2 separate regions of the Homo sapiens genome follow, and region 1 is linked to region 2. A link is an interaction called in ENCODE POLR2A ChIA-PET data of the cell type or tissue named here. Cell type or tissue: A673. All regions are shown on one strand. Each heading gives the region's core, and the rest is flanking DNA. Links, peaks and the distances in the headings are about the cores only.

What was found. Peaks named below come from ENCODE experiments on the same cell type or tissue, not always from the same donor. Only the 100,000 strongest peaks of a DNase experiment are listed, where the experiment ranks them.
Region 1: POLR2A ChIA-PET joins it to region 2 with 6 read pairs; 3 of 35 experiments call an interaction of 5 or more read pairs at or near these places.

What each region holds. Positions count from the first base shown.
Region 1 is chr14:61,034,226-61,050,869 of GRCh38, reverse strand. It overlaps SLC38A6 (solute carrier family 38 member 6), which reads right to left. Exons shown (of 16, transcript NM_153811.3): 7 at 13,729-13,811; 8 at 13,187-13,245; 9 at 7,658-7,723; 10 at 7,367-7,420; 11 at 5,445-5,524; 12 at 4,703-4,803; 13 at 234-358. It overlaps LOC101927756 (a long non-coding RNA gene), which reads left to right and starts at 1,467. Exons shown (of 5, transcript XR_943921.2): 1 at 1,467-1,554; 2 at 5,334-5,396; 3 at 9,534-9,679. In A673, for the core only: no CTCF peak of the experiment used is centred there; no DNase peak of the experiment used is centred there.
Region 2 is chr14:60,650,186-60,666,829 of GRCh38, reverse strand. No RefSeq gene overlaps it. Among named protein-coding and RNA genes, the nearest start is that of SIX1, 9.0 kb to the right of the region's middle. RefSeq lists enhancers at 9,220-9,519, 11,064-11,898, 11,097-13,349, 12,979-13,747, 13,748-14,517 and a silencer at 9,600-9,869. In A673, for the core only: no CTCF peak of the experiment used is centred there; a DNase peak (open chromatin) is centred at 7,349; H3K27ac peaks cover 1,073 bases.

The DNA of each region.
Region 1 (16,644 bases), core at 5,927-9,926, 380 kb before region 2:
AGAACGTAAATCTAAACTAAATCTCAAAAAGCACAAATTAGCTTAGTGGCTCACTGTTATTTTTATGCTTTTACGGGGCCATATGCAAGTATGAAGTCTTTGATCAATTACTTGACAAGTGAATAAGATATACAAGACTAGATGTGATTCAAACATTCTATTCTGCAAAGAATTAGTGTTTCCCTATTAGGAAGCGTCTATACTAGGCAACAAAACCCTTTAAGAGTACTTACAGGGAAGTGGATTAGAGGGACTGTCAAAAGCACAGCAAATAGTATGCATAACTTCACAGTCATGACAACAACATCATGTGATAAGTATTTACTATAACCTTTTAGTAATTCTGACTCCACTTTGTCTGTAAATAAAATAATAAGGATCACATTATAAAGTACTAAGGTATCAATAGTAACAAAATTGTTTTCCTTTGCACTAATGGATGATAACAGATTTTAGATTCCCATTACCAAATCCTGGCCTTTCCCCTAGCCTATGAAACACAGAGACATTAATTAAATATCTTCTTGAAACCTAACACCCTTTTTCCTTTAATAAAAACCAGAATAAGCAGAACCTCTCAAATTATGACAATGAATATGTATACTAAATTATCTCTTTGGAACTTTTCCATAATCTAAGGGTTTGAACATTTGTGCTGTTTGTTTATAAAGTGCTTTCACACGTGTTGTTGAATTTAGTCCCCATGATAACAATATTAATACGCAGGTAGGTCCAAAAGTGTTAAATGATTTGCCTAAGATCACATAACACAAAGGGGCAGTGCCATACACCTACTTCTTTTTGGTGCTAGAGACAGCATCTTTTCCTCAATACCACAACGTTTTCTAGAATCTCAGAGCTTGGTGCATGTTACGTTTCATCTGTGGATTCATGTTTTATGAAAAAAAGAGAAGTGTTAGGGAAATGTCTTACTTAGTAGGCCAGTGTGTGGTGGTCAGCAATAGGATTTATACATGCCGACCAAGCTTTGCTCCAGTGTTCTTGCATTCTCACAATGTCTCCCTAACCTCAACCCAGACAAGGGGAAAGAAGACTGAGGGTGCTCAGAAACACTGGATATCAGTGTTTTGTGGGAAAATATCAGTTTGTACTTAAAATAGAATGGTGCCTTTTAATTTGAGAGTGTTTCAGAAAGGATACTTTGAGGGAAACCAAAAACAAAAGGAAACATACCTCTGTTCTCAGGGAACTTTAAGAAGAGATGAGATGAATACACATAGCTATGATAGAAAGTGTGATATACACATGTAAGTGGCCAGAGAGTTCTAAACAAGAGCTATGGAGATTCTAAACTGTGATGACATAGAACATGTTCAAACCCCACCAGTAACTAGCAACTTACACTGAGTCTCTCAGTTCCTACATCTTTAAAATGGGGATGGCCATATACTAAACTATAGGGTTACTGAGAACATTACATGAGTCAATGAATGTGTGCTGATGTTCAAAGATGTGGGGGAAGAGATTCTCTAGAAGCAAGGAGCAGCACAAACAAAGCAAAGGGAATGTGCATCTGAGAAAATAAGTGGTCTAGTAAGTACTACAGTGGATGAAACAGTGTGTGGGTGATAGGGCTGGAAATGCATTTCAGACCTAGTAATACAGTTCTGCATGAGATGTGGCCTCAACCTGGTAGGCCACAGAAATGCAATAATGACTTACAAAGAACAGTGTATTATGATCTGAACTAAAGCAGGAGTACGGATTGGAAGAAAAAGAGACCCCAAACAGGCATAACAGCTACTGTTACAATCACTGAGAGGTAAAGAGAATCTGAACTAGACTAGTGATAATGGAAACAGGAGAGAAATGAATTGTCCAAAGTATCAAAAACATACTTTACACAATGTGGGATTTGGACTAAGTAGGAGACTAAGAAGAGCCAGGAAATCTGGATTCTATTTCCAAATCTGTGAGATACTTGTGAGTCTTTGGAGAAATATGGCAAACTATTTTATTTCCATTTTCTGAATCATAAAATGAGCTATTAACACTTCTTGCTTAACAACCTCATAGACTTTTTAAATGGCCTGGTTATTATGCAACATTTGGGCACTGGCCTGGCTCACCAGAGGAACCCTTTTCTCTTCCTTTCACAGCTGTAATCAGAGCAAGTATCATTAATCTAGGTACATACCTATAAGTCCCTTTAATCTGACAAATTTAGAAATTAAACTTTAGGAGCTCTGGATAAAAGGATCCAAAGCAGCTCCTGAATCTTGAAGAACTAGATTTATTACAAATTCAAAATAGATGTCACATGTCCACTTTCTACTTTCCCAGGATGAAAACACTTCTTCTGAGCCAGTCACTCTGTGTTCTTAACTGAGCCATAACATATGTGAGGGATAGAGTGGTGCATGCTTCCCTGGATTCAGACAAATCTCTACAAATCTCAGAAAGGGCCTAATGGTGATCTCTGCAAGTTATATATGCCATTGAAGTCAGGAGGCTGTCCTGTTTAATACACATTGTCAAACAGGGTATTAAGTTTACAAAGATTATCACAAAGTAGCAGAAATAACACTGGATTAGTATTCAGGAAACCTGCCTTTAATTCTGTGACAGGTCACTTCACCTCTCTGGGCTTTAGTTGTTCATCTGTAAAATGAATTGGAAGCCTTAAGTTGAGGCTAGCCCTTATAAGATCTCAGGTTCAACCAGCAATTTCTTCCTATGACACAAAGCTCCTGTTATCCTGGTAGAAAGATATGATCAAAGGTTTTTCTTGGTTATGATTCACAATCCAAGAGCAAATCAATATCTGCCTCTTCTGTCTTTGGAGAAGAACTTACTACTTTTGTATCATTTATTCTATTTATGTATGTATGTATGTATGTATGTATGTATGTATGTATGTATGTATGTATGTATCTATCTATCTATCTATCTAATCTATCATCTATTCATCCACCCATCTATCTGCCTACCCACCTACCTATTAATCAATCATATACCTACCTACCATGTGATTTTCTTAGATGTGTATTTCTCTATTATATAAAATTTGCATACTCTGAAGAATTTGCATTAGTGGAGAAGAGATTAAATCAGAGACAACATAATGGTTTTACTTGATATTAGACAAATCCCTGTCTAGGAAACATGCCATCTACATGATGAAAACCTTTAGCCTTTGTGTTCAAGCAGCAATGTTAGATAGATAGATTATACATAGATACATACATAGATAGATGCCTAGAGCTTAAGTGAGTCATATTTTTCTAAAAGATCACCTTAACAAAAACTTGGAATAAAGGAAATCTGGCTTCTATAGCACAATTTCTGAGTAGACAACACAGTAATAAAGGCATTGGCTTTGGAGAGAGACAAAACTAGATTCAAATCCCAATTCCACTATTAACTGGCTTCAAGTATCTGGTCTAATTACTCAACCTAAATGAACCTACACTGAGCTTGCAGAATTGTTATAAGGATTAAGTTAGGGAGTATATATAAAATACCTGACACTGTCTTAAATGTTAGCTCAATAAATGTATTAGCTTCCATCCTTCCTCCACATCCCTTTCAATCTAATACAGCTACAATTTAATACAGTTTCTAAGCACCTAATGGTGATTCATCTAACAATTTCTCAGCCAGCCTGGATATTGGCAAGCCATCTGAGGTTTCTTCCAGATAGTTCTATTTATCCATAGGGAGAAGAAGGAGGTCAGTTTTTTTGGACTTTTTCTTATTGCTGAAGATCCCTAAATATAATAGTGTTTGTGCCAGGTAGCAATTTTAATAAAAGAAATATATAGCTATTCCACTATACAAAATATTTTTGGATCCCAAGAGACCCTGTTACAGTATCTTATTGACACAGAAAAGTCTTATTGAGTTCAAGTCTGTATAAAAACTAACAAACCCAACATCCAAAAATAAAGTTTATATATTTAAGTAATTTTGTTTTATTAATGATGATCAGAAAAGCTTGACAATCTGTTTTAACTTTCTTTGTAGCGTCTCTAGCAGGGCACCATGCTCACATTGGAAATAATGCTTTTCCTGATGGTGTACACAGAACTTTACTTTTTCTTGAGGTTCTTATCAGAAGAGGAAAAAAAGTCAACATACAAAGCAGACAGTTTTTGCAAAAGAAATAAAACACAATTTTATTTTTGTTGCATAAATTTAAAAGAACCTGTAAAAATAATTAAGGAGGAAGGTCATGGTGCATCATAGAATGCACATCTGCTGAATCCTGTGATAATTAGATCTGAAGGCAGAGATGTCTGACATCTAAGTATACAGATATAGTTCTGTGTAAAACCCTTTCCTTTCTCAACTTGTTCTTTTGCAATTAAGATGACTGACTCACCCAACCCCCACACTTCTGAATTAGACTAATATATTGAATTCAAAATTTAAGAAAAACAGAATCATTAAAATTGCACATTTTTTCTTATAGAAAGAATCATGTCCCTAAGCCTGAAGTTTTACTTAAGTGTTTAAGAAAATTTTCATAAGAAGTCATTAATCTTAAACCTGAACTACCTTTCTAAAAGAAAGATAATCCAATTGTTTAGGCCTCAAGAGCCACCACAGTACTGCATTGTAATTTGGTGATCTGAGCAAATTAACTTAGTAATAAAAGGCATAGGTAAAGTCTATAGATTGGCGTGAGGCCATCTATGTAACTATTATTTTGTCATCTATAATTTTAAAATGTACTTACCATAAAAAGTGAGGTACCCAAAGAGTGCAGATATAAAATAAATGAGAAAACTTAAAGCAATTGCTGTATTGGTAACATTCTGCATTCTTTTCTTTGAAGGACTAAAAGACAAAAATGACAAAGGTAGAATAAGTGATCTGAATTATATGTAAAGAAACAAGTATGTCCTAAGCTGGTCGAGAGAATTCCTCATTCAAGAACAACTCCATCAATAACTATACACTAGAAGTCCTCATTCGAAATTAGTACACAAAGATTACACTTCTTCCTTTTTTTTTTTTTGAGACAGAGTCTTGCTCTGTCGCCCAGGCTGGAATACAGTAGTGTGATCTCGGCTCACTGTAACCTCCACCTCCTGGGTTCAAGCGATTCTCCTGCCTCAGCCTCACAAGTAGCTGGGATTACAGGTGCCCGCCACCACGTCCGGCTATTTTTTTTGTATTTTTAGTAGAGACGGGGTTTCACCATGTTGGCCAGGCTGGTCTTGAACTCCTGACCTCAGGTGACCCGCCTGCCTCGGCCTCCCAAAGTGCTGGGATTACAGGCCAGCCTCAAAGATTACACTTCTAGGAAACATTCTTAACTTGGACAGAACTAACTCTTGTTTGTTTTGTTTTAAACTAACACTTAGGATCCACTGATGAGAGGAAAGGATTAATAAAAGAGGATGTCATTCAATCCGAAAGCCTTAGAGGTAAAAAGATACACAATATATTTAAAATATTCCAGGATTCTACAGTACCTTTGAAGTTCACAGTATATGGGCAATATTGAGGTATGGCAGAGAAATGAAAAAGCCATGGTTGGTAAGGCATAAGCACTCTGAAAAAAATTTTAAAGAGACAAAATTATTAAATGCCACTCTACTGAAACCATTATTTCATTTGACAACAAACTCAGTTCTTTAAAAAATCAATTTGATTACATTTATTTCATCTTTAATGAGTCTTCTCTTTATAAAATAAGAATTTTTTAAAAGAGAAAAACACTTGTGATCCAGCAAATATTTTATTTGATAGTGGGCTTGCCTGTACTAGCCAGAATATTTTTTATTTGGCTGCCCATACCATGCTGCTTTTACTACAATCACTACTTCTACATTATCTGGATAAGATTTTAAAAATTACATAAGATAAATAATATTTAAATGAGATAAAAATAACATTTTAGAAATGCTCTTTTTTAATTCTCTGTCTTCTAAATGTACGCACAATTTAAATGTATCTTATTACTCTAAGCAGCACTAATAGTTAATGCTCTTGAACCTGCTTTCATGAACTCAATCCAAGGGAATACTGAAAATATTAATCACATTTTAATATTGCCAGCATCTTTGATTAGGATCTCTTTCAATGGGAATGAATATCATTTATTCTAGACCTACAAACTCTTAAGAGATCCAATGTAATATACAAATATAAGGTTTTGTTTTGTTTTTATTATTAGAATACTTAAGAGTCAGAGTAAAGCAAAAAAAGTTACCATTTAAGTGAAAATACCATCTTTACCAAATAGACGATGGTGATCTATTTTCTCCTTTCTGCTCTAAAAAAATTTCCACTTAACTAACTTCAGGCTCTTAAACAAAAGAAATTCCAGAAATGAAGACCTATCTTGGGACATAATGCCTAGAGTCTTAAAATATCTGAAGGGGGTTAGGAGAGAGGAAGCTGTAGTGTTTCCTGAGGCTGGACTAGGAAAATGAGAGTTTAATTCACAAATTCTCCATTTCATATATTGCTCAGTTTCCTGGCTTGTCAATTATCCTACCTAGATCTTTACGGCACCTGGAGGTCTTTACCATGTAAAAGATGTGGTAATCTCCCTTTTGGGACCAGAGAGATATTTCTCATTTAAAAACTAGAGATAAAAAGGAAAATTCTGCATGGTGGAGTAACCAAGCTAACATTCTACACTAATAGAGTTTTACATGAGCAGGGGGGATTCTAGCATCTGGGAACTATACAAAATAGCATTTCAGCAGAGTCAGAAAGTATAGACAAATAAGCCTGCAGCAACAGGGAAGACTTTGAGCTCTTCTAGAGTGGTAAAGCAGAGACCATCCATGTCACAGTTCTTGTCTCCTCTGCTGATGCTCAGGGGCTCTTACAGGCATTTCCAGTATCCTATGGCTTTTAGGGAAGGCAAAGGGACTTGGTCTCCTAGTCTCTACTCCTGGCATCATGAATTTCAACTTTGGAATGTCGGCCAGAAGATATATTGGCAGTGCTCAATCCCTAGTCCAATGATGAGGCTGTTTAGCTACAGACCAAGGTTCTACTCACAGGGGAAGAGTTTTTGATATAATTGGCTATTTAGCTTTACAAGTGCAGAGGGCAACAGGAAGTTGGTATACACAGAGGACCTTATTGGCCAGACCAGACATTCGGTAAATCTGTTCTTTCAGGCAGAGGCCCATTTAAAACAGGCTCCATTCAAAGGCATACCAGGAAAAAAAAAAAAAAAAAAAAAAAGGTGGCTGTTTCATAATAGGCCACCCTGTGTTAAATAATAGTAGTCTTCTGGTAGGCAATCCTATACTTAGCACTTTCATGAAAATTAATTAGTCACAGGTACAAAGACCTAAGAGACCCTGTTACACAAACCTCTTAAAACTTGAAATGTGAAAAATCAACTAAAAGTATCTGTTAATAACTTACACACCTCTTTGGAGAAATGAAAGAGCTTTGGCTTACAATCATCTGTAACATTTGAAATCTGTTTAAGAGCATTGAGGGGAAAAAGAGAAACCAACAGCCATTAAATTTCAGAATATATCAATAAAAATGATGAATTTATTATTACTAGGCTTTCAAATGAAAGTATTTCAAAACAAAGTTCTAAAATGCAATATAGCCATTACTTTTTCATCAATCAGAAAAGAATCATTAGTCTTTCTTTTCTTTTTAGTTAAAATAAAAAGGAAGAAACTGAAAAGAAAATATAAGCTATTACCTGGAAACCTTTCTCTACATAATTTAATGTCAGAGGACAAGGGATGGACCATTTTTTAATTATTACCTAAAAAAGTAAACAGAATCAGCACTCAGATCATTTCTTATAAAATTAATAAGAAACTGAATTGAAATAGGTCAGTATCATTTCAATTAAATAAGATGCTAATAGAAGAGTCTCTGCTTCTGTGACTTTTCCCGGTTAGAATGGGGTCAACATTTAACATGGTCACCTGTGGTAGGGAGGCGGTTGGAGACTGCAGGGTGTTAAGTAGAGATCTCCCCCATTAAAGACTAAGGGTACTCCTGTGTCAACTTTCAAAATTCCAACAGCATCAAGGCATTTTTTTTTAAGTGCAACTCAAAACAGGAACATGATGTTTTCAGTGACTGTCACACAGGAATATGGTTATTTGTAGAGTAGGTATTAGTGAATAGAGAAACATTTAACAGCAGTTTATGGAAAGGCCACAGGAAGAAATAAGTACAGACTTTATACTCAGAAGGAGCTCAGGGATTTCTGATGTACACATTAAGTGCTGCCCCTCCTTACTTTTACAGATCTGAATTATTTTTGGTTAATGTGGAGAAAGCTGGCTGGAATAGGAGCATATAGCTAGGGAACTCCAGCTGGTAAAAACAAACAAACAAACAAAAAAAACATTAAAAGAAATCCAGAGGGATGCTGTTTCCCAGAATTAATCAATGAAAATGTTTCATGTTTTTACTCTTAATTGTGGCCATCCTGTTATCAGACCTATAGCTGTGGCTCTGTCAATATTACCATTGTTGCTGTTGTTTCAGGGCACATAATTACTCTGTAAATGTTTGCTCCAGGGTGAATCCCAGTGCACAAAAGGACAAGAAAGAATAAAGGAAGTATTTGTTCTTTGTAGGAGACCAATATGTAAACACAATTTCTATTCCTACTTGGTATTTACCTAGTTTTGGATTTTGACTAATTTAATCAAAATTTTACACAGTGATAAAACAAATATAAGGAAAACATATACTTTTAGGATTAAGTTAATGAGTGAACTAAAGAATCACTCTTAATTAAAAACCTCACCAAGAAAAAAATTACTGTAGAAGGATAAACTAGACAAGCTGCTTTGACATTTCTAGGTAAGTTTTCAATATGACATAAAATGAAACGGTCAACTTACCAAAAGGAAATAACAAAATCAAAAGCAATAATCTCACCATCATTATCTTTATAGGTTTTCAAAGAAAAACAACAACAACAAAAAAAAACGATGAGGATGAGGTGAGGGTGAAACTGCTCCAAATTCAGTTTCTTTTCTTGTTTTTTTTAAGACAGGGTCTCACTCTGTCACCCAGCCTGGAGTGCAGTAACACAATCTCAGCTCACTGCAACCTCCACCTCCCAGGCTCAAACCATCCTTCCACCTCAGCCTCCCGAGTGCCTGGGACTACAGGTGTGTGGCCATCACACCCAGCTAATTTTTGTGTTTTTTGTAGAGAATAGATTTTGCCATGTTGCCCAGGCTGGTCTCAAACTCCTAGGCTCAAGTAATCCGCCTGTCCCAGGCTCCCAAAGTGTGGGATTACAGGCGTGAGCCACTGCACAGGCCCAAATTCAGTTTCTTATATTTTCCCCTAACTAACAGTGGTAGTGTTGGCAGAAAAAATCATTTACTGAGGACTTGCTGTGCACCAGGTACCTAGATAAACTCTGTATGTGAGCTGCCTCATTTATCAGTTGTTATTTCTTAAGCTTTCAAATCAAAATATTTCAAAGCAATGCTCCAAAGTGCAATATTATCATTAATTTTTATTAATTTGAAAAAAATAAGAAGTAGCCTGATTTTATATTAATAGACAGTTCAGTTACTACAGCTAATTTCTCTGCAAAGATCCATCCCAACTCCAAGCCTGTATGGTGGTATGGGGTGGATAGAGATGATGTCCCACAAAGCAGAAGTACAGAACGGGAGTGAAACGAGACCCAACAACAGAGAGGAAAGATTAACAGGAAGTCCTTGCTTAGGTTGGTAAGAAGGTAAGTCTTGGGGTTGGAATGACAAAGGGAAAAAGGAGACTAAGTATTAAAAATATTTGTTCACTTGCACAAAAGGCCTCCCTTCCTTCTCTCTGCTCTAAGCCCTTTGCTTCTTTTGTGGCTCAACTCAAGTTGTATTTCCTCTAAAATCCTTCTTTACTCTAGCTCTCAGTGAGCCTTCTCTCCTCTCAACTCTTGAGACTCTTATTCTGAAGCAAATATATCAATACTTATTTATATATTGCACACACTGTTCTCCATGTTTGAAAAGAAATTTATCTCCCCTACTAGATTGACAGATCCTTAAGACTAGTGTCCAGGTTAAATTTCCACATCCTAAAATGCCTAACATAGTGTTCAGTAGAAGCAAAGCTTCTGACTAAAAACCATTTAAATAATTCTCTATTTCAGGCCAGTGCAGTGGCTCACGCCTATAATCTCAGCACTTTGGGAGGCCAAGGTGGGAGGATCACTTGAACATAGGAGTTCAAGGCTAGCCTGGGCAACATAATGGGACTCTGTCTCTACCAACATTTAAAAAAAAATTTATCTGGCCAGGCGCGGTGGCTCACACCTGTAATCCCAGCACTTTGGGAGGCCCAGGCGGGCGGATCATGAGGTCTGGAGATCGAGACCATCCTGGCTAACACGGTCAAACCCTGTCTCTACTAAAAATACAAAAAATTAGCCAGGCGTGGTGGCGGGTGCCTATGGTTCCAGCTACTCGTGAGGCTGAGGCAAGAGAATGCTGTGAACCTGGGAGGCGGAGCTTGCAGTGAGCCGAGATGGCGCCACTGCACTCCAGCCTGGGTGACAGAGTGAGACTCCATCTCAAAAAAAAAAAAAAAAAAATTATCCAGGCGTGGTGGTATGCAGCTGTAGTTCTAGTGATTCAGGAAGCTGAGGCAGAAGAATCACCTAAGCCCGGCAGTTTGAGTCTGCAGTGAGCTATGATCATGCCACTGCACTCCAGTCTGGGTGACTGGAGAGAGTGAGATTCTGTCTCTTAAAAAAAAAAGTTGTCTAACTGGATTACCGACGTATTAAAACGTTGCTTAGAATACTAATCTGTACTTAAGATAGAACTTTTAGAACGAATGGTAATCCGCTTGTGCTCTAAAATACACCAAAAAAAAAGTAAATTTACCAAAAAAAGGTAAATCCATCTTGATGGTATCATTCTGAGACAGATATAATTTATTTTTAAAATTGCAAAATATTTTAGAGGGGGCAAAAATTTAGGTTAAATTTTTTTAATGAAAATACAGATCTGGGAGAACAGATAAAATATAGGTTTTAGTTTATATTATTCAAAGAATATAAGAAAATAATAGTTCCTGAACTGATTTTTAAAAAATATGATATAAATGCTATACATATTTACAAACACATATTGACAAGAATAATAAATGAAAAACTGGTATCCTTCCAAAATTCTGGGTTAATATATATACGTTTCCTTTTCCTAACCACTATGTATTTTAAAAGATAACATTCAGAGAATCTAAAATAAATATGGTGGCTGGGCACGGTGGCTCACGCCTGTAATCCCAGCACTTTGGGAGGCCGAGGTGGGTGGATCACTTGAGGTCAGGAGTTCAAGACTTGCCTGGCTAACATGGTGAAACACCATCTCTACTAAAAATACAAAAAAAAAAAAAAAAAATTAGCATGCACCTGAAATCCCAGCTACTTGGGAGGCTGAGTCAGGAGAATTGCTTGAACCCAGGAGATGTAAGTCACAGTGAACTGAGATCGTGCCACTGCACTCCACCCTGGGTGACAGAGCAAAACTCTGTCTCAAAATAAATAAATAAATAAATAATAAAATAAACATGCCAATTAAAAAGAGTATTTAAAAAAGCATACAGAGTATTCTTCATTGCCCCACTGTAGATTAAACTGTGCTCACAGGTAAAAATCTGAGCAGATGGTTTATAAGGCATTACAATAAATGTAGAATATGGGTATTATTTCCATATGGCTGCTACATTAGAAATCTGCATTGAATTAAAGAGTATCTGTCATGACAGAAACAAAACTACAGTAGACATATCATATCAATACATTTAACCTGCTTTAAGCTATTGGCTATGAAAACTAAATTACTCCTATCTATGCAATGATTGCATTGCCAATTATCTGTGAGAGAAAAATTCAATATGTTATCTATACTGATTCTCTTTAATATCCATACATTCATTTGCATATGTAGGCCACTTCTAACCACACTTCTCAACAATCAAATGATGATGGAAATATTTAGTTTTTTTCTTTTTCAATATGGAGCCTACAAAGTGTATGTTCAATTCACTTATCTGTAAGATATAAGTCAGACAACTGGGGAGAGAAGAAGAGGAATGATTTTAATGTTGTTAAATTCAACAAATGATTAAATGTAAACACTGTTAAATGTTTTTAGTTTTAAGAGCATTCAATAGAGAATAAATGCTTATATATACTAAAATCAGAGTCACTTCCACTTTGTTTAAATAATTTAAAGTTATTTTATCCCTGTGTCTCAGAAGATAGCTTAGCCTAAGTTAAATGCACCCTAGGTTGTTTTGACAGCTTTGAAATCTGGATCTTTAATATGGCTTAACTACTGATGTGCTGTTCTGCTCTTACATATGGCTGTTTCTTTCATGCATTTTCAAAAACAAGAAAGAGTTGAACCAAGCTTATGAAAAGCTCATTTGGACATGTATATTCTTGGAAAGTTAAAAATGTTTATTTCTACTTAAGGTTTGACATTTAGATACTGATTATGGAATAAACTGCTATACAAAGAAAAAAGACTTAAAAAATTTCACACAAAGGTACTATCTTTAGAATGTTAAGATGTTTTAGAAGAATTAGAAGGAAATAAATTTAAATTCTTATCTTTATATTATTTTATAATATCAAAATAAGTTAAATTTACCATCTGATATTTTTATATAATAAAAATGAGCTAATTAAAAAATAAGGAATATATCCCACATGTGAAGAAAAATATTTGTAGTAGTGTTTTTATGAGAATTTATCTATGCTGAATAAACCAGACAAAATAGAATTCAGTCAACCCAGTTCTTACTAGATCTCCTCAATGTAGTACCAGAAGCTCTGTTTTTTTATTAATGGAATAAAGTTTCAAAATTAAGATGACTAGTCTCAAACAGATTTTACAGATTAGAACCAGACTGATTCTTCATACAGTATGGTACAGGAATAAATTTACACACCTACACAAAGAATTACACTCCATCTAGGATTTTAACAGAATTGGCACGCTCTCCTCTCTAGTTAACCACAAGAAATGCTGAATTTGAAATGCTGTTCTAGCTAAGCCTCTTCAAAATAGATACAATGAAGGAAATAATTTAATGGAACAAAAGTGCTTTTAATAACACAGTGAAATAAAATGAGATACCCTTCCCAACACAAAACAGTTAAAAGTAAAAAAGACTAACACAATGAGTCCAATTTTAGTGAGGAGATAAGCAATGTATTATATTTTAAACTTACCACAAGAGCAAAGAACATCATAAAGAAAAATGATAAACTACTTGTGTAGCCAAGAAAGCCTGTAAAATAACAGTAAAATAAAAAGCAATTTATAAGGAAAGCGATTTTAACGTACAACTAAAGCTATACATCTTAGGCATGTTTTCTATTATAGTGGTTGGTATCTGGGGCTTAGGGCTCAGAATAACAACATTCCAACTATCTGTCACAGATCATTTATGTAGCTCTGTACAGCAGAATTGGAACTGGCTTACCACTAATGGTACACTGTAAGGAAAGGCTGCTCTTTAATGTTCCGCTGTAAAGATTTTATTTTAGTGGGGCAGACAAAATACTACTGCAAACCAAGTAATAGGTTAACTAGGCAGGGCTGAAGGCTGAACAACCTAAAATAAGGCCAAGTTTAAAATTATACACAACCACCATCCTTCTGCCAAAAATGTGGTACTGTGAAATTTTAAAGCCCCTTAATATTTGTCTCTCTTTCCCTCCCTCCCTTCTTTCCTTTTTCTAAACAAATAATGTGCTCTATAAAGACTTACCTATTTTGGGAAGAAGTGCAAGAGGGAACACAATGCCAACACATATGATTATTAGTAGTGTTTGTCCATCAAGATACCAATATCTATTATAAAAAAAGTTCTACTTTAGGCATGGGACTCCAGTGTTTGTTCTGACACACACACACACACACACACACACACACACACACACACACACACAGAGTTATAACCATTACAACCAGCTATTAGGAAAAGCCTACTTCCTTTCATTAAAATGTTCTTGTGGGATCCTATTTTTCTTATTAATGAATTGACATTTAGAAATGAATAAAAACAAAGAGATGCCATTTCCAACTACTGAATTAATAAATATTTAAAAATAAGATAATAGTCAACATTAGTGAGGAGTGATGAGGTGTGTAAAAAGCTGGTGAAAATGCAAATTATATAAATTACCTTTCTGGAAAGCAATTTGGCAATAGATATAAAGAATTTTCAAATAATTATATACTTGAAAACACTTATAAAAGACTATTAAAAATAATAAGAACATACACTTTTTGTAAATTTTTATTTTATTTAAGTTCCGTAGAACATGTGCAGAATGTGCAGGCTTGTTACGTAGGTATACATGTGCCATGGTGGTATGCTGCACCTATCAACCCGTCATCTAGGTTTTAAGCCCTGCATGCATTAGGTATTTGTCCTAATGCTCCCCCTCCCCTTGCCCCCACCCACCAACAGGCCCCAGTCTGTGATGTTCCCCTCCCTGTGTTCATGTGCTCTCATTGCTCAACTCTCACTTACGAGTGAGAACATGCGGTGTTTGGTTTTCTGTTCCTGAAGAACAAAGACTTTTATAAAAAGATGTTTACTGAAAACATTTAAAATAATAAAAATTGAAAACAAACCTCCAAGACCATGATAATTTTGAAATAACAATATACTGAATATTCAGTAAACATCATATATTTGTGTGTATATAGCATGATAATTTTGAGGAAAAACATGGATGCATTAAAAATGGAAAGGAACTAAAATATATTGATAGCCATTATCTCTGGGTGGTAAAATAATAGGTCATTTTTCTTCTTTATAGTTTTCTATATACATTTTTCCAAATTTCAGGAAAGGGCATTAATCACCAATTGTAAAATATTAAAATTTTCATATAAAGGCATTAGAATACAGAATGAGAAAAAGGTAGGTTAACGTGATTTTGTATTTGTTCATTGAAAAAAACAAAACTGGATGCACATATAAAGCCAGAAGGATATACTTAAAATACCAAAAAGTAGATATTTTTATGTGATAGCAATATGAGCAATATGTGAGATACATATGTAGACATTTTTAAAAGTTAAAGTTAATTCCCAAGACCTCAATAGATTTGTATGCAAAGGAGAAACAATTCATGAAAGAAATACAACTAGTAAATACACATGAAGAAAATCCAATCACTGGTGCTAATTAAAGAAATAATGAGACTGTTTCAATTAATCTAGCAAAATTAGTAAACAAAAATATTCAAGGATGTGGCACAACTGGACTTCATACATTGCTAGTGATCGTGCCAATTAGTACTATCTCTTGGAAAAACAATGATTATATGTAGCAAGAGCAATAAAAATGTAGTGGCAATCTAAGAAAATAAAATAGAGAAAATTCTATGTATGTGAAGCTGTTGAATATATTATTATAATATTGAGAAGCTGGAGGAAAACTCTATATACCCAACATTTGAAAATATTTAGAACAGCATACTCAATGGAATGTTACGTGGCTTTAAGAAAAAACACAATGAATAAAATGGAAAATGATGATGATATAAATATAATTATTAACTATAGTTTTGAAAGCTTTTGCGAAAAATTCAAAAGAATTAAAAGGACAGTGACTAGGTTAGAGATGTTATGCATGATTTTTCTTTGCTTTTTTTTCTCAATTTTCTTTATCGTAGCTGTCAGATATTTACACTTAAGTGTATACACATACATACACACGCACAATAGTAACAAAGTAAAACTTATGCAAAAATGGGAGCTTGGGGCATCAAAGACCAATAGGGACTTTTTCAAATTGTTTGGTAGATAATCTCAAAATTCCCACTTTGCAATAACGCATCCTCTTTCATTCTCTGCCAGATACCAGTCTCCCACTGCCATGTTAAATTAGGCAAAGGTCTTCTACATGGATTTCAACCAGTGGCTTCTAACATGAACTTAATTGTTACTGTTGGGTGCTGACAACTTCCTCTTTAACAGAACAAGAGAAGGAGCAGCTGCAGAAACAGCACCATGATGACACTTTTCCCTTCTCCACCCTAATTTGTATCATTAGGAAATACATATGCCAGAAACTATAACCTATGCATAAGTATTTACAGCTTTAGTGGACCTGAAGCTTTGCTCTCTCCATTTGCACATGCCCCTCAATTCCTGGTATGCAGGAAGTACTAAAAGAGTACACATATCAATAATACAAAAATGATACTCAACGTGTTTATCTTCTAGTCACTCTTGAGTAAGAATCAAAACAGAAACTTCAAAAGATCTTTCATTGAGGAACACCTGGCAACCAAATTTCTGAAGCTGGCAAAAGGCCCAGGGCTCTATGTCTGAAATGTGTTTCCTTCTGGGACCCAATGTTAGACCCAGACAGTTGCAGTGCCAGGAGGAAAAATGCCCAAAGGAGTACCAAAGGAGATTCCATCTGTTAGTTTTGCTGTCTCTCGTAGATAACAATACCGCATTATACACTTGAAAATCTGTTGAGAGTGCAGATTTCATGTCAAGTGTTCTTACCGTAATAAAATAAAACAAAAAATTATTATAAGCCAATTTCACTCTTTAAAAGAAAAAAAAATGTCACGAAGCTAAAGTTGTACAAAAGGGAGCATTTAATCCCCAGGACCAGGACTCTTTTCTCTTGCACAGGAATAAAGGAACACTTTTT
Region 2 (16,644 bases), core at 4,965-8,964:
CTACCCCAGTTGGGCATGGTGGCTCACACCTATAGTCCCAGCACTTTGGGAGACTGAGGTGGGAGGATTGCTTGAGTCCAGAAGTTCAAGACCAGCCTGGGCAATGTAGTGAAACCCTGTCTCTACAAAAATAAAAAAATTGGTGGGGCATGGTGGTGTGTACCTGCAGTCCCAGCTACTCAATAGGTTGAGGAGGGAAGATTGCTTGAGCCCAGGAGGTGGAAGCTGCAGTGAGCTGTGACTGTGCCACTGCACTCTAGTCTGGGCAACAGAGTGAGACACTGTCTGAAAAAATATATATGTGTGTGTGTGTGTGTGTGTGTGTATGTGTGTGTGTGTGTGGGTGGGTGTATGTATATATGTGTGGGTATATATATACACACACATACATGTACACACATATATATGTAAAAATATATATATACCCTTTGACTCAGCAATTTAACTTTTAGCAATTTACCCTAACAAAATATTCATACAAGTACTCAAAGATATGTGTGAAAAGATAGTAATAAAACATTAGTCATACAAGAAAAAGCTTGGGGAAAAAAGACATGTTCATCAACATGTCTTCAATGATTATCTAAATTATCTAAAATAGATAATTAAAATAATACCCATGAAATATGTTATAGCCATTAAAGAGCTTGAGGTTTATCTATATGTTTTGATATACTAAAAATGAGACTGAATTGTGTAAACAAAGATGGGAAAGCTCAGGCTTCTAGCCCCCATATCCAGTTACTTAGCTACTCTGTCTCAGTTTCTTTATTTGTAAAATAAAGTTAATAATATTGTCCTTCCTAATCCATCTCACAAGTGAGGATCAAGTGTAAGAAGCCCTTTGAAAGACGGAAAGTGTTACGGAAGTGCAAAGTGTGACTCCCGAAATAACATTCCCTTTTTAACTAAAACTTTGTTTCTCTTAAATCACCACTCAGTCCAGATTTATTTTCCCTATCACTGATTTAGACCAGTGTTTCTCAAACTGTAGGTAGCAAAGTATGGGCACCAGATCAAAATGGATGTGGAAACATTATTAAAACATTATTAAAAGTACTGAGCCCAGTCTCAACCTACCAAAGTTTTTGAAACCCTGTTTTAGATGGAAATGGGCATTAAGGCCATCGTTTCTCTTTCATTTAGAAGAATTTGGGCTGACTCTCATTCATGGAAGCCTCCAACTTTGGCTTTATCTGTCTTGGCTTATCATTTGTCCTCAATGCAGGAGTCAAATGGGCTAGTAAAGTAGTACAAATGGTACCCGCATTTATGAAATCCCAATAGCAGCCAAATACATTTGATGAAAAGAACAATGTGATGCCACATTATAGACAAACATGAATCCCAGTTTAGCTTTAAGAACCGCAGCTGTTGGAAAACACCATCTCCTGGGCAGCTGCTTTGGCTACTGTCCGCAATTAATTTAGCAGAGTCTCAAAAATAGAAAGCAGCCTCTGTTCTGTTATATAATAAACAGTGCTTTATTTGAAATGACAATATTTACTTTTCCTATAGTGAACTCCAGCAGTCTACTAGGCAGTGGGCAAACAGTAGAAATACCTAAAATGGAAACTTGAGAAAGCAGTTTAGCTAGTACAGTTTATTTTCTACTTGACCAACAAGTAATTAGAAGAGCCCCTCCACGTTACTCACATTTTATCTAGTTTGTACAGGATCATGGGTTCCATGTGACTTTATGATCACCATGCACATCTTTCTTGTTTTGATGTGTCTTGAAATATGCAAGACAGATGTGAAATAATGAGGTCTCCAATATTCAAGTGTTTAAGCAGAGCTGAGGGCTGTCCCATCAAGAATGTTTTCTAAAGGATTCTACTAAGATTGGCAGGTTCAACTGCCAATTGACTTCTCAGCCTCTTCCAACAGCAAAGAGTCTGGCGTCTATGTTTCTATTATCTCATTTTCAAGTTATCTTTAAAGGGAAAATATTATAAATTATGATTATTAATTTTTTCAGTATTTAATATCTTTTATAAATGAGAAGCTGTGATTTATGTTATTTATTATAAAAACCCTTTATAAACCTTTATAAGCAAAAAATGACCTCTATTTGCAATGTAGAAAACCACTTTTTTTTTTTTTTTTTTTTTGAGACGGAGTCTCCCTCTGTCGCCCAGGCTGGAGTGCAGTGGTGTGATCTCTGCTCACAGCAACCTCTGACTCCCGGGCTCATGTGATTTTTCTGTCTCAGCCTCCCAAGTAGCTGGGACTGCAGGCACGTACCACCATGCCTGGCTAATTTTTGTGTTTTTAGTAGAGACGGGATTTCACCATTTTGGCCAGGCTGGTCTTGAACTCCAGACCTCAGGTAATCTGCCTGCCTCAGCCTCCCAAAGTGCTGGGATTACAGGCGTGAGCCACTGTGCCCAGCCTGGACAACCACTTTTAACTTCTTCATACAGTCTATTTTCTACTCCTTTTATCATATTGTGACAACTCTCCAGAGCTTCTCCATTTCTTGCAAATCTTGAGGGAGGGCAGGTCTAATTGAGTCACAGTATTCCACAGGGGTCATGTACAATGAAGAGATGTTTAAAAATTTTTGGCCTTTTAAGCTGGCATTTAGCTAGCAATACTGGATACTCTGCAGTGTTCATTGGATGATGAGATTTGCTTAATTTTTGCAACGGTGCTTGGATTTTCTTCAGAGGTTTTTCTTTCTTGTCACTCCTGATCTGGTGTCACTTCCTACTATCTCATTTAGCAAGACCAATCACTTAAAAAGGACAAATGATTTCATACCTAATTACTAGTTAGAAACATTTTAATTCCTACAAAATTCTTCAGAAACCCAAAGATTCTCCTCCCATCCTGCCAAAAATCTAATCTACAAGTCCTCTTTAGAATGGTACAAAGAAAAGTAAATTTTGATTAGGTAAAAATTTGAAGTTTAGATTTTATTCCTGCTGATTTGTTATGCTCTACTCTTAGGCAGAGTGGATGTTTATTCTCAAAGGATAGCCCACCGACCAGTTGCATCAAAATTATCTGGGGTGCGGCCAGGCACGGTGGCTCATGCCTGTAATTCCAGCACTCTGGGAGGCTGAGGTGGGTGGATCACCTGAGGTCAGAAGTTTGAGACCAGCCTGGCCAACATGGTAAAACTCCATCTCTACTAAAAATACAAAACTTAGCTGGACATGGTGGCGAGCGCCTGTAATCCCAGCTACTCTGGAGGCTGAGGCTGGCGAATTGTTGGAACCCGGGAGGCGGAGGTGGCAGTGAGCCGACATCGTGCCATTGCACTCCAGCCTGGGCAACAGAGCGAAACTCTGTCTCAAAAAAAAATTATCTGGGGTGCTTGTTAAAATGCAGATTTCATGGTCCCACTTTAAACCGAGGGAATCAGAAACTCTTGGGGCAGGGTCCTGTAAACTGTATTTTATAAATGCTTCAGGTCAATTGCATGTACATTACAGTTTGTGAAGCATTGCCCTAAAGATCAACCAAATTCTTAATTTCTAGTGTATCTTATATTTCTTCTCCTCAATAAGCCAAAGAAAGAATTGTAAGCATTAAAAGTACAGGCCAAATCTTGTCATAGAATGTGTATTCTATTGTAACTCTGTTTATGATCACTTAATAGCTTCTGTGTGGGACAGTTAAGCTGTAGTAATTACCTCATGGTTCTGTAATCTGTATGTCTCCTCCCACATGACATTTGTACCAACTAAGACTATGGCTTACTTCCAGACAGAATGGAAGAACTACCAGATCTAGGTGGGCTGATGCCACTTCATGTTACATCGTTTTTCTTGGTAATTTAAAGACATTTATCAAATTTCTCACAAATCTTGACCCTGAATTATAGAGGAGAAAAATATTTTACAAAAACTCACTAAATCCAAGTCACTTTAATCACTGACCTCTTTGCGAAAAATTGCCTTTTAAATAAATTGGGAAGGATCTGGGATTTATAGCTCTTGCCCCCAAACTGCCTCTGAATTATATTACCTTAAGCAAATTATGCGACCTCTCTGCCACGGTGTTTTGGATTTTTTTTTTTAAACAGGGTCTTGCTCTGTTGCCCAGGCTGAAGTGCAGTGGTACAATCATAGCTCGCTATAGCCTCAAACTCCTGGGCTCAAGTAATCCTCTGGCTACAGCCTCTGCAGTAACTGGGACCAGAGACACATATCACCATGCCCGGCTTTTAAAATTTTTTTGTAGAGACAGGGTCTCACTATGTTTCCCAGGCTGGTCTTGAACTCCTGGGCTCAAGTGATCCTCCCATCTCAGCCTCCTAAAGTGTTGGCATTACAGGCTTGAGTCACTGTGCCCAGCTCTTGCTATGTTTTTGTAATAGAGATAATCACTGTTTGTAATAAGGATGATATTTCCCAAAATTTTGAGATGGATGAGATCAGGCTTGTAAAATATTACATGTTCTTGAATGAGGTATGGTAAAAGAAATGAAAATTGGGCTGTGTGCAGTGGCTCACACCTATAATCCCAGAACATTGAGAGGCTGAGGTGGGTGGATCACCTGAGGTTAGGAGTTCAAGACCAGCCTGACCAATATAGTGAAACCTGGTCTCTTCTAAAAATACAAAAATTAGCTGGGCATGGTGGCAGGCACCTGTAATCCCAGCTACTTGGGAGGCTGAGGCAGGAGAATCGCTTGAACCTGGGAGGCGGAGGTTGCAGTGAGGCTGAGATCGTGTCATTGCACTCCAGCCTGGGTTACAGAGTGAGACTCCTCAAAAAAAAAAAAAAAAAAAAAGAAAGAAAAAAGAAAAAAAATTATTACTATTCCTTGTATAGGCTGTTAATGAGTTATTAACCTATCATTAATGAATCTGCCTCTTGAAGTATTTCACTTCTTGTTTTTTCAGGCTTACTAGAGTGATGCAATCTGCTCATAAATTTTCCTGGAGTATTTGGGGAACTTTAAAATTGAAAAAGCAACATAATCTCCCTCCCAAACACACATGCACACACACATATGCATGCACTTGCACTCCCTAAGACCACAGCGTGCATCTTTATCTTCACTTTCTATTGACTAGATTGATTGAACTTACTAAACCATTTGGGTCATCAAAGCCTCAAGTGCCTTGGGTTAGCTAAAGTATCACAAAGTCCACTAGCTCATTAGCAGTAAACCCTAATGTAGCAAAGTGATTAGAAATAAATTATTTACTTGATGTCATTTGGTTGTAAAAATCATCCTTCCCATTTATAGTTTCAGTTGCAATTATGCAAAACTGTTATTTTAAAATTTTGCTCATTCAAAATTAAGGATTTTTGAGAATCTGATTAGACACAAAGCAAAACCAACACCTATCTGCATATCGCCATCATTAAATTCTTTAGTAATGAGGAACCCCTAGTTGGCTCAAGAGAATGTTTAAAGATTGTTCCAATATTTTCGATTTGCAGAGTAGGAAAAAGGATTTCAAAGTATCATTGAGTCTACTTGTTTGAAACCGATTAGCATACATTGTTGTGTTATTTTTAAAGTTAATTTTATAAGCACAAGATATGTAACCTTTATGAAAAAAGAAAAAACTGGAAAAAGAATCAGAATCTGGTATATATAAACAGATAAAATGGGTTGACAAGGTCTGGGTGCGGTGACTCACAACTGTAATCCCAGCACTTTGGAAGGCTGAGACTCGGGTGGGGGATCACTTGAGGTCAGGAGTTTGAGACCAGCCTGGCCAACCTGGTGAAACCTTGTTTCTACTAAAAATACAAAAATTAGCCGGTCATGGTGGCGGGCGCCTGTAATCCCAGCTACTCAGAAGACTGAGGCAAGAGAATCGCTTGAACCCCAGAGGCAGAGGTTGCGGTGAGCAGAGATTGTACCACTGCGCTCCAGCCTGGGCGACACAGGGAGACTCCGTCTCAAAAAAAAAAAAAAAAAAAAAAAAGGTTGACAAGTAGCCAGGCATGGTGGCACATGCCTGTAGTCCCAGCTACTCAGGAGGCTATTGTGGGAGGATTGCTTGAGCCCAGGAGTTTGAGTCCAGCCTGGAAAATGTAGCAAGATCCTATCTATAAAAAAGGAAAAAAAAATGCGTTGACAGATACAAAGAAAAATAAGTGAGGAATACATGTAATGGTGTGTTAAGGCTACTCCTCTTGGACTGTGGGTCCATATGAAAAAAAAAATGTTCTGGAACTCAGTAACAAATCACTATTGAGAAGTTCCTTACAGGGTGACATAAAAGTATTATTATTATTTTTGTTGAGACGTAGTCTCACTCTTGTCGCCCAAGCTGGAGTGCAGTGGCACGATCTCAACTCACTGCAACCTCTGCCTCCTGGGTTCAAGCAATTCTCCTGCCTCAGCCTCTTGAGTAGCTGGGATTACAGGTGAGCGCCACCACGCCCGGCTAATTTTTGTATTTTCGGTAGAGACGGGGTTTCACCATGTTGGCCAGGCTGGTCTCGAACGCCTGACCTTGTGATGCGCCCCACCTCAGCCTCCCAAAGTGTTGGGATTACAGGCTTGAGCCACTGCGCCTGGCCTACCTAAAGGTATTTTTATCCATCTTTACAGTGGCTGCAAAGAGATCTGGGGATAGTTCAGTTGCTTTGGTTTTTTTGTTTTGTTTTGTTTTGAGATGTAGTCTTGCTCTGTCATCCAGGCTGGAGTGCAGTGGTGCGATCTCGGCTCACTGCAACCTCTGCTGCCCAGGTTCAAGTGATTCTCCTGCCTCAGCCTCCTGAGTATCTGGGATTACAAGCATGCGCCACCATGCCCAGCCAATTTCTGTATTTTTAGTAGAAATGGGGTTTCACTATATTGGCCAGGCTGGTCTCGAACTCCTGACCTCAGGTGATCCGCCCACCTTGGCCTCCCAAAGTGCTGTGATTACAGGTGTGAGCTACTGTGTCCGGCCAGTTGCCTTGGTTTGGTTGACTTCACTTCTTGAACAAATTTGAGGATGAAACAATCACAAATGTTTCTAATATTTTCTGAACAAGGAAGTGAGATGTTAGCACCTTTTTTTTCAGTACTGTATCTACCATTATAGCATCTGTTGGGTAGTCTTAATTTCAAGCCTTCTAGAAAAAGCAGTATATTCTGATTTGAGAGTTTCTCCCACATGGTAAAAATAAAATGTGAAATTTCAGTAACTGGCATAAAAAATTTTAGTAGTACCCAGGAAGTTTTCAGAAACTAGTGTTTTCATATAATATGGAAGTTTCAGTGTTTTGAAGGTTCAGTAAATAATGAGTACACAAGAGTGAAGTCTAAATTACCCATACAGAAGGGTAACCCTATAGCCCACATGTCTGGATTCATGTATGCAGATGGACAGATACACTTCATTTCTCCTGGGAAGTTGAGCTCTAAAAAGCTATCACTCAGAACAGACAGTTTTATGACTGCATGAAAAGAAAAGGAAAGATGACGAAGTTGCTATAAAAATGAAAGGCCTTTTGGAGTATTAACAGCTGAAAACATTAAGATTTCAATGAAGAAACAAAAATCAGCCTTAAACTGCAAATTAAAAAGAAAAAGAAAAAAACTTTTGCATAGGGTTTGAAGCATATGGACACCCACCCAGCTAGCAGTGAGGGCAATGGGAGCCCCAGACTTTAGCTTATTAAAGATGACCTTTCCCCTCTCTAAAATTTCAAAGCTGACGTTTCAAGTGCTGAGCAGACTGTGTGCCATATGTAACATGACCTCAGCTCCACTCTGCCTGAGCACTGATGGCATCACTAATGAGAGGTGAAAGGTCCTTTTCTTGCAGCTTTTTCAGAAATCCACCAATTCTTGCCTGTGAAGTAAGGCTCCTCCCTCCCCTCCCTTGGTTTCAAGAGAACGGCATTTAATACACAGCCTCAAAACATTTTTATTACCGTCAATTTGCTTATAGCCATAGCCAAATGGCAGGATGTACAATCACATGCAGAAGAAAATATTTATTTTGACTCAGAAGGCAAAGGGATTAAGAGAACATTGTATTAACCTTGCCTTTCATCTATGTTTTAAAGGGAAAGTCTCCTGAGGCATCCATTGAAGTTCTATTTTTTAATAAAGAGTATCAAAGGCTTTTAGGAGACCAGGTGTGTGTTTAACTGAGAGGAGGAGAGGAAGGAAAGAAGCTTCACGAGAGAGAAAAGGCAGTTTTCACAAAGCTGCTTCAGAGACTGCAAAAAGATGTATGTGCTGGAATCTGTTACAGGCATTCCTAACAGCCAGCCTCCTTCACCGTCCCCCCACCCCTTTTTTTCTGCTGCTTGGAAACAAAATAGCTTTTTTTCCAAGCAGGTTGTTATCATATTCATGGCATGGTCAATTTCCGTTTGCCAAGAAAATATTTAGGCTGATCAAAGAAATTAGAAAATCCGCTGAATAGAAACAGACGTTCCCACAAGAGAAGCGCTTCTCAATGTGAAGAGGCAGGCGGACTGCAGCCCACCCAGTTACTCCTAGGAAATAAGTCTCCTGCCAAAGGCGGAACTACAAGGCCACCTGGATTCTACTGGAGGGGCTACAGAAGAGTCAAGACTTCACAGGAAATTCAAATAGAGACTGGAGTTTGAGGCGCTCTGGCGGCAGAGGTGGATGGAGATGATCGGCTCTAGTATCTATGTACAAATCAGGAGGGCCTTTAAATATGTCCATGAATCCAGAGCGACCTTTCAAGGCAGAAGATAAGTGAGTCTGGGATCCTTTTGTTTTGCTTTGCCTGGTTTACTACGCTCATGGAAAGGCAAGAACAAATTATCCTGGGTAGATGACAGAGAAGTATGTACTTTTGGAATGGAGGGATGGCTGTTTCACCCGCATTAATACAAGTTCAGTCTTTTTGATGTGTGGATTTGGGTGGAGAATGGTTGATAGTAGTTGTCTTTGGGACCTTATTGGTCTCTGCGTGTGCTCCCCGACCAGTTGGTGATGGTAAATGAGAGGGTCTTCCATCTCTTTGCTGTTCCTGGGCAATGCGCGGCCAAAAGCATTGCCACTTGCTGCGGCGCTTCAACGCGAATGACTGGCTGGGGTCGCGGCTTCCGGCCGCAGATTCCACGAAACCGAGAAGCCAACTCGGCTTCATGAAAGGAGATCCCGATTTCCCCGCTCGCCTCGGGCAAATTGAGGCACCTCATTCGCCAGCGAAGCGTCGCCGTCCTTATCCCAACGCCTCCAGTTTTTGGAGGGAAAAAGTGAGGGAGGGATGGCCCTAAAAGAAGGCGATTATGGAAACAGCTAAAGAAGCCAAAGAAAACTCCCTCCTCGCGAGTGCCGTCCGGGGCTACGTGGCGCTGGCGAAGCCAAGGTGGGCTGAGCGGTCCCCAGGCTTTGGGCCGAGAATCCGCTCCGCTACCCCAGACCCTTCCCGCCGCGCGCTCTTCACTCCGGGGACTCGGCGGAGCAGATTTTCTTTCTTTCTTTTTTTTTTGTTGTTGTTGTTGTTTCGGTTCCTGCCGGCCAGGCGAAAACTCCTTTGCCAGGAAGACAGCGCCCTCTTTCTCCTCCGGCCGCGCCGCCGCCGGCCTGCGCCGGCTCTCCGCTCCACTGACCTCCCCGCGCCTCGTTGTGGTCCCCGCCCTTCAGGCCCCGGCCCCTCTTCCCTCAAGCCCCGACGCCTGTGGGCCCCATGCACCGCCCGAGGGAACAACCCCAGAGAGCGCCGGGCCAGCCCGGCGAGATAGCGCGACCTCTGGCTACAAGCCTGGGCGGAGTCGGCCCCGGCGCAGACGCGGCGCCCAAGAGCTCCCGCACAGCCCGGGGAGGGAGTTTCTGGTGCAGGCGGCGGGGCGACGGGTGAGGCCCAGCTCTGCGAGACCCCGCTCTGCGAGCCAGCGGGCGGGGCCGCCAGCACACCGGGCGGTGAAGCCTCCCCGGCGTCCGCGCGCGGATACTTGGCTGCGCGCGCGCACCTGGCACAGCGAGTTATACTGAGGCTCAGGATCAGTCCGCGAAACGTGGACCCGGGCCTGCACGAGGGTTGATGGGTGAGGGTGGCGGGTGAACTTGAGTAGAGGTAAGGAAAGATCTTACGGCCTTCTTCCTAGTCCTAAAAGCGTCCCTCGCAGCCCGCCTGCTTGCTGGCAGCCTCACCCTGCTGGCTTCCAGGAGGGCTTTGTCAAGCACTGCAGCGGTGTTGGAAACCTTGTTGCAAAGTCCAAGCCTAAGCGAGTGGGCGAGACGCGCAGAGGGGCATGGATGAGTGGGCACCTTCCCAGCACCCTCTACCCAGTATCTCTTTTCCCACTGCTCAGAGGACTGGTGATTCAGACAAACGCCGCTCGGCCCTTTTGGGAACAGAGGCGGTCGAGCTTCTGTCTGCGAAAATCTGGATCCTTTAGAACCCGAGCAATATGCTCGTGTGAGAATGCAAAAACAGATCCCACGGCTTGGGTATGCACCGACTGAGGTACAGGCCTGAAGTGCTCCCATCCCCCGAATTCCTACCCGCTTGTGGGAGCCACAGGGGTAGTTTGCTTCCAGCTGACCCTACTGTACAACACAGGCGGCTCCCAGAAATGCACTAATTGAGTCACAAACCACTGGCCTCCACTAACAAAGCGATCCATCTCAGCAGCTCAGCGCCCAATTTGTCCGCAGCACTTTCTTCCGCAATTCAGAAGCATTATCTTGTTTTAAAAAGTATCACGGCAGAGACGTGGCAATTATCCTGAGCTCGGGTTACACTAAATGGCTTAGGCTGAGAAATGGAAGAATACAAATGCCGCGAACGTGCTGATTGCCTCGCTGCCGAGCCTGGACCGGGGGTAGGGGAGGCGAACTAGAGCTTTCGGCCGGGGAGAAGGGAGGCAGGCGCAAGTTCCCACTTGTGGTCGTCTCCGGGTGGCACCAGCGAGAAAGGAGTGTTGGCCCTTTATCTCTAAAGGCTAAGGATTCCCAGCGACGAATCCCCAAAGGTCGAGGGAGAAGAGGTCATATCCCAACATGACCAGGCCAAGCTTCTGGTCTCAGGGTCTGGGGTTTGGGTCAGGAACAGGTTGGGAACTTCAGGCACTGCTGGGATGAGGAACAGGAGAAAGGTCAAGGGTTAGTGAATGAGATGGGGGCGGGGGGGCGGGACAGAGATTCCAGTTTCTCTTCAGGACACCCACTCTACAATTGGGCAATTGGGGAGGAGGAAGGCATTGGGAGAAAACAACCCGAAGGAAAAAGAAGCTGGCTCTTTGCAATGGGAGAAGGGGTTCACTCCTGAACTAGGGGCAGGCCTGCGCCTGGGCGGACGCTGTAGGGTGGGAACGCTCGATAACTGGAGAGTCCCAGAGACCACCAGGCCTTTCCGCACCAGGAAAAAAAAAAAAAATCTGCTCTGAGAATCTTCATCTCGGTCCACCAGGGTGAGTTTGGGCCTGGAAAATGGGGGAAAGAAAAGAGAGTAGCGAAAGGTTTTCGGGTTGCGGCGCCCCGCGTGCAGACGTCTGCTCTCCCCAGCCGCCCAGCCTGCTGTGGCAGCCACGCTGTGCGCGTGTCTTTATCCTTCAGTTCAAACCAGCCCCCACATCTTGAAGTAATCAGCAGCCGAGAAGAGACTTGTCCCCCTGGCATCTCAGGTTAAAGAAGGAGGTCCAGGAAAATGTGGTAGAGCCATTACAAGAAACCCGAGCCGCAGTCATCAGGGACTCCAATTGCCATCGCATTAGGATTGATTAGAGACCAGCAGTACCGTAATGACCCGGAAAGAGGGGCAGCCGGGGATTATTAATATCAGAATGCGGGGGTGGGGGGGGAGTGGGTGGGCAAAGTGGGTAGGGAGAAGTTTCAAATTACTAGGATTTATATGTAAGTGCAGGTTTACCTGAGGAAACCAGATAGTCAGTGAATCACGCTAACGATAAATCTAATTGCATTTCAAATTTCACGAAGCCTGATTTTTTTGGAGAGTGGAGTAAAACCATCATGAAACCAAGCCAATATCTTAGTTTTTATAAACACATAGTTTTATAAGCTTATTGTAAGAATTCAAGTGAAGAGATGGGGAGGGGTGCTAAATGTCTGCTTTCCTTGTCACTGGGCCTCCTTACCATTTGGACTCCAAATAGCTTGATTTTTCTTCTCGTGGGAGTACATTTTTGAGTCGCTTTGGTTCTTCCCTCCAGGGATATGGGGCAATGGAGTGGACATTTTTTCAGAGCCTGCAGAGGAGTAATAAACCAAAATTTAAGTGAAGCAGTGATACCTGGGTAGTGGTTTTTGTTTTTTGTTTTGTTGAAGACATGAATGATCAGGATCCCAAGGAGATGTGGAGAAGAGTGGTTTGTCTCCTTCCTCCAAATATGAGCCAAAACAAATCAGCCCCTGATGGTCTGGGCTGAAATGCAGCTCACTGGATAATTAACTCCATCTTTCCAGTCCACCCTAACTGTTTATTTAGTGTCACCCTGCATTACCGTCACTAGCACTTTCCTCTGAACAGGAGGAGCTGCAGGCTTTCACCTCCCAAAAGGAAATTCTTTTTAGCTTAGACAGATGTGGTATTCAGGATGTACATAAGTTGAGAAAAAAAAGTTGATTGGAAATTCAATGGAAGATAGCGGTTTTGGAGAGTTTCATTTCATAAACCTGCCCTAAGGAGACATTTTAAAAAACAGGGAATGGGGGGTGGGGCGCAGAGTCCCTTTAATTCTTAAGAATTGTTTCTTGTGACACCTTGGCTCCACTTTCCAGAGAGGTAGTTGGCATCTGATGTTGAGTAGGGTCTTCTAGCTCAAACCTGGCGATTGGTCAGAGCTTTCTCAGAGGGCAATTTGTTAACCCTTTTCTCCCCTAGGTGGCCAATACACCTTTGCCCGCCCTCCGTGCAGGCTACACCATCTATTGCCCGCCCTCCACTCCCTGTGAAAGGTTCTCGCCAAGTAAGGCCTACTACACCGCCCAGACTTGAGGGTCTACTTTCAAGAGAACTTACCTGCGCTGCCTCAGTGGGTGACATAAGCACACTCTGTGAAACCTCACAGCGCCCAGTCCCGGAGAGAAAAAAACGAGCGCCCAGAGCCGAGGGGAAGGGAGAGGGAGGGAAGGAGGAAGAAAGAGGAGGATGAGAAGAGGAAGAGGAAAAACAATGAGAAAGAAGAGAGAGAGATAAGGAGAGAGAATGAGAAACAGGTTCACATACAGACAGAATGAACGAGCGTCCTCTTTCAGATGGAGAAAAGAGTTAGAGACACACTCTGGGAAAGACCTGCCACGGGGACACACGTAGAGGGAGAGAGAGAATAACTCTTCCAAAGACACACACCCCAGCTCTGTTCCCCTCCAGTCTGAGCTCCCTCCCAGTGCTTGACCCTCAGTCGGTCCATCAGTCTGTGTGTGTTTCTCTCTTTCTCCCTTCCCTGACCTCGAGACAATACGGAGATGGTATTTTCGGGAGCCGCGCGGGGCGGCAGGGTTTTCAGCGGCGAGCCAGGCTCACAGCTGGCTCTGTTTGTCCAGGTGTGGGCGGTGGAGGTGGTGGGGGGCGTCAGTCGCCCTGAATCTTGGGCCAGCGCAGCGTTTTCGCACCAAAGAAGTAGGAGGCTCTGCTCTCGAGCTTCCCGCTTCCAGGAGAAAACTTCCTCCCTCCATACATACATAAATACACTTGGGGAAGAGACAAATCTTCATTGTTCAGAAATAAGCTGAGGAGGCCCGCCTGCTCCCCTCAGCCAGGCAGAGCGAGGCAGGGAGGGAGGCGGGGGCCGCGCGGATCCGGTGTCACGTTGCAGATTCCCACTAAAGATAACGAAACGTGATCTATTTTTCAGAACAGCAAGTGGATGGGAAAGAACCTTGACAACACAAAACTCATTTACTAATGGACTGGTTTTGGGTTTCTCTTCTCTGAGTCCGCAAATCTCTCTGCCTGAGCCCCAGGCCTATTCAGACCTCGCGGGGAGCGGCGTCCCCCAGGAGCAGGTGGGCTGCTGCTCCGGCGCCACGCCGGCCATCGGAGCCGGAGTTCCCAAGGGTCGAGGGCACCCGGAGTTTCCGACTAAGCAGAGGAAAAAGAATTTTGGCACTTCAGCCGGATTTGGGGAGTCTCCGCACTGCCCCAGAGCGATGACACGAATTTATTGAAGAAACACCTCTCTATGCCCTCCCTTTCCAAATATTTGTAGGTAGAGTAGAATCCTCACCGTCGTTCTGGATGGTGAAAGAATTCCAAGAAAGCGGCCCGGGAGCCCCTAACTATCTTGCTACAAGCCAGAAGGGAAACAAGTGGGTCCCAGCTAGGGGTGTTTGCATCAAGGCCTGTCAACCCAGCCGAGAAACCCTAGCAACAGCTAATGCTGTCCCACTGAATGCTTTTTCATCGACTAAAGCGCACGCGGCCGTTACCTGCACAGAGGAGGCACTGGAGAGCCGAAACCTGGCATCGGGCGCTCCTTGCCAGCGGTGTTCCCTCCCGAGCCGCGCTGCAGCGAGGGCAGCAGCCGGCTGGCTAGAGTTGCTCATTTCCTTTAAATCTCCAACGCATCTCTGCTTTTCGTGCGATTTGCATTGACAGCAAAGGTTTTATGTTACGAGAACAACTCAAACCTTTCTGTGTGCGATTTAAAATGGATCATTTAGTTTAGGTGGTTTGTAAATTCATGTCATTTTACCTCTTTCAGCGGTTTTCAGTGAAAGGTTCCATTTTGGGAAACCTTATATATCCGAGCCAATAATTAACATTTATAACAATTGGTTCCCCTAACCGAGGGATCGAAATAGCAGGTAGACTCCTTGGTATAAAGCGCATAGCACTTTCCCTTTCCAGTTACGCGATCTATTGGATTAAGCGGGAGGAAAAATGTTGGCCGGCCCAGTCACGGCCTCCGAGGAAGAGCACCTCTTTTCTGCCCGGGTTCCCGCAATCACACCTTCTACACGTCGTCTTCCCAGATGACGGCAATGTAGTACGTCCTGGTTCCTTTTGAAGACAGATAAAAAGAAATGGGCAGGTAGGTCTGGAGGAAGCCGGGAAAAAAAGGTGGTCCTATTTGTGTCTAATTGCCATCTCTGCTGTCATCCTCTGTAAATTTATACCTGCCCTTATTTGTGCAGGCTATGCCTCATTTCCTTATACAAAATTGTTAATTACAAAGCACACCCCATACTCAACATACTGTTTGTCTTTTAAGAGACGTGGTTGTGCTTAAAGACCCTCCCCCCATTGTAATTGTGCGCACTTGCTCCAGACTTTAGGGTATTAACTGATTTTTAGAGCCGGGTTTAAGCCTCCGTTCCGGTCCTCACACAGCTGCCATGTCAATAAGGACTGTTTCAAGCAGAGGCATTCCTTCTGGGAGGGCACTGCAGCTCCTTAAGACTTCATGTGAAACATCATAAGCACTAAAATAAGACAGTGAGGGGAAATTACCAGACATGGCTCTGGGTTTAGCAGTGCCAGGCTTCCAGTTTAGAAAGTCATTGGGCATACTATATGGCAGAGGCTCTTTTGAAAGCATGCACACCTATTAAATGCATTTTTTTAAAAAAAAAGCCTAAGGTAATGAAATATCAGCATCTGCTTCCAAGATCTAATTGCATGGAATAAGCAAGAGTTTCAAGGATGCAGAAAACATTATGTTCAGCAGAGAAGCAGCTTCCTGTCTACTTGGAATCTCCCATGTGGCAGCCCTGAGGTGGGAACCCTTTATGAGTTTAGAATGTATGTTGCAGGGTGCACTGTACTGGGTGCATCATTTTAAAACCATATTAATAATAAAAGAGGAAACCAAGACATGCTTCTCCTTCTCCCACTTGCATCTCAATATGCAAAAGGTTCTGTAGTGCTGGGCTCTTTGGCTAAAGGAATCAAAACATATTTGAAGAAGACAAGCCAGTTTAAGGAGCCTACAGTTTGTTCTTCACCACTCACTAAGAGGGCACATTGAAATCAAAAGCATTTTTGAAGTGTACTTAGAATTCTGTTTTGAACTTATCTAATCAGAGATAAGTATAGTCATAAAGTCACTCTCCTTCCACCATTTGGCTTCCCTTATCTCCACGCATTGTTCTTATCTCCTGCTAGTCTCAGCTACTGACAATAGATTATCTTTGTTTAGAGAGGCTAATTGTTTTCAAAATCCTTTTAATTATTGCTTTGGAACTAGGTGTGCAAATGAGGCTTAAGATAATTACAACTTCACTTGTTTGTGCAGTTTTACTAAGCATTCTCCACACATAAACAAAACAGCAGATGATGGGACTTAAATTGCAGTGCATCTCTCATTCCCTGGCAGCAAAATAGGCCAGCATTGCAACACACACACACACACACATACACACACACACACACACACACACACCTCTTTATTTAATCTTCTTGGAGCCGCTGTCGTTCTCGCTTTGAGGGCAGTGTCCCTCTCAGAGCAGGGTAAGGATTATATTACAACCGGACGGTTATTGGAGCCGGGCACAGTTTTATTTAATTTACACCACATCCAGCGCCTTTCGTACGAGGTTCCCAAAGCATTTTTGCTAATAGCAAGTAAAGCCTCTCGGCATTCCTCAGTAGCAGAGGTGGCACTGCAAAACACAACCGCACAGATGGGGAAATTGAGTCCAGAAGCTTCAGGAACCTGCTGGTTTCAATCGCAGAACATTAAGATACCAAATCACAAATGAACGCTCGGAGTCTCTAGGTGCTCAGCAAGTATGCTCTAAACAGCTCTCTGCCTGGTCTCAAATCATGGAGGTCTTTTGTG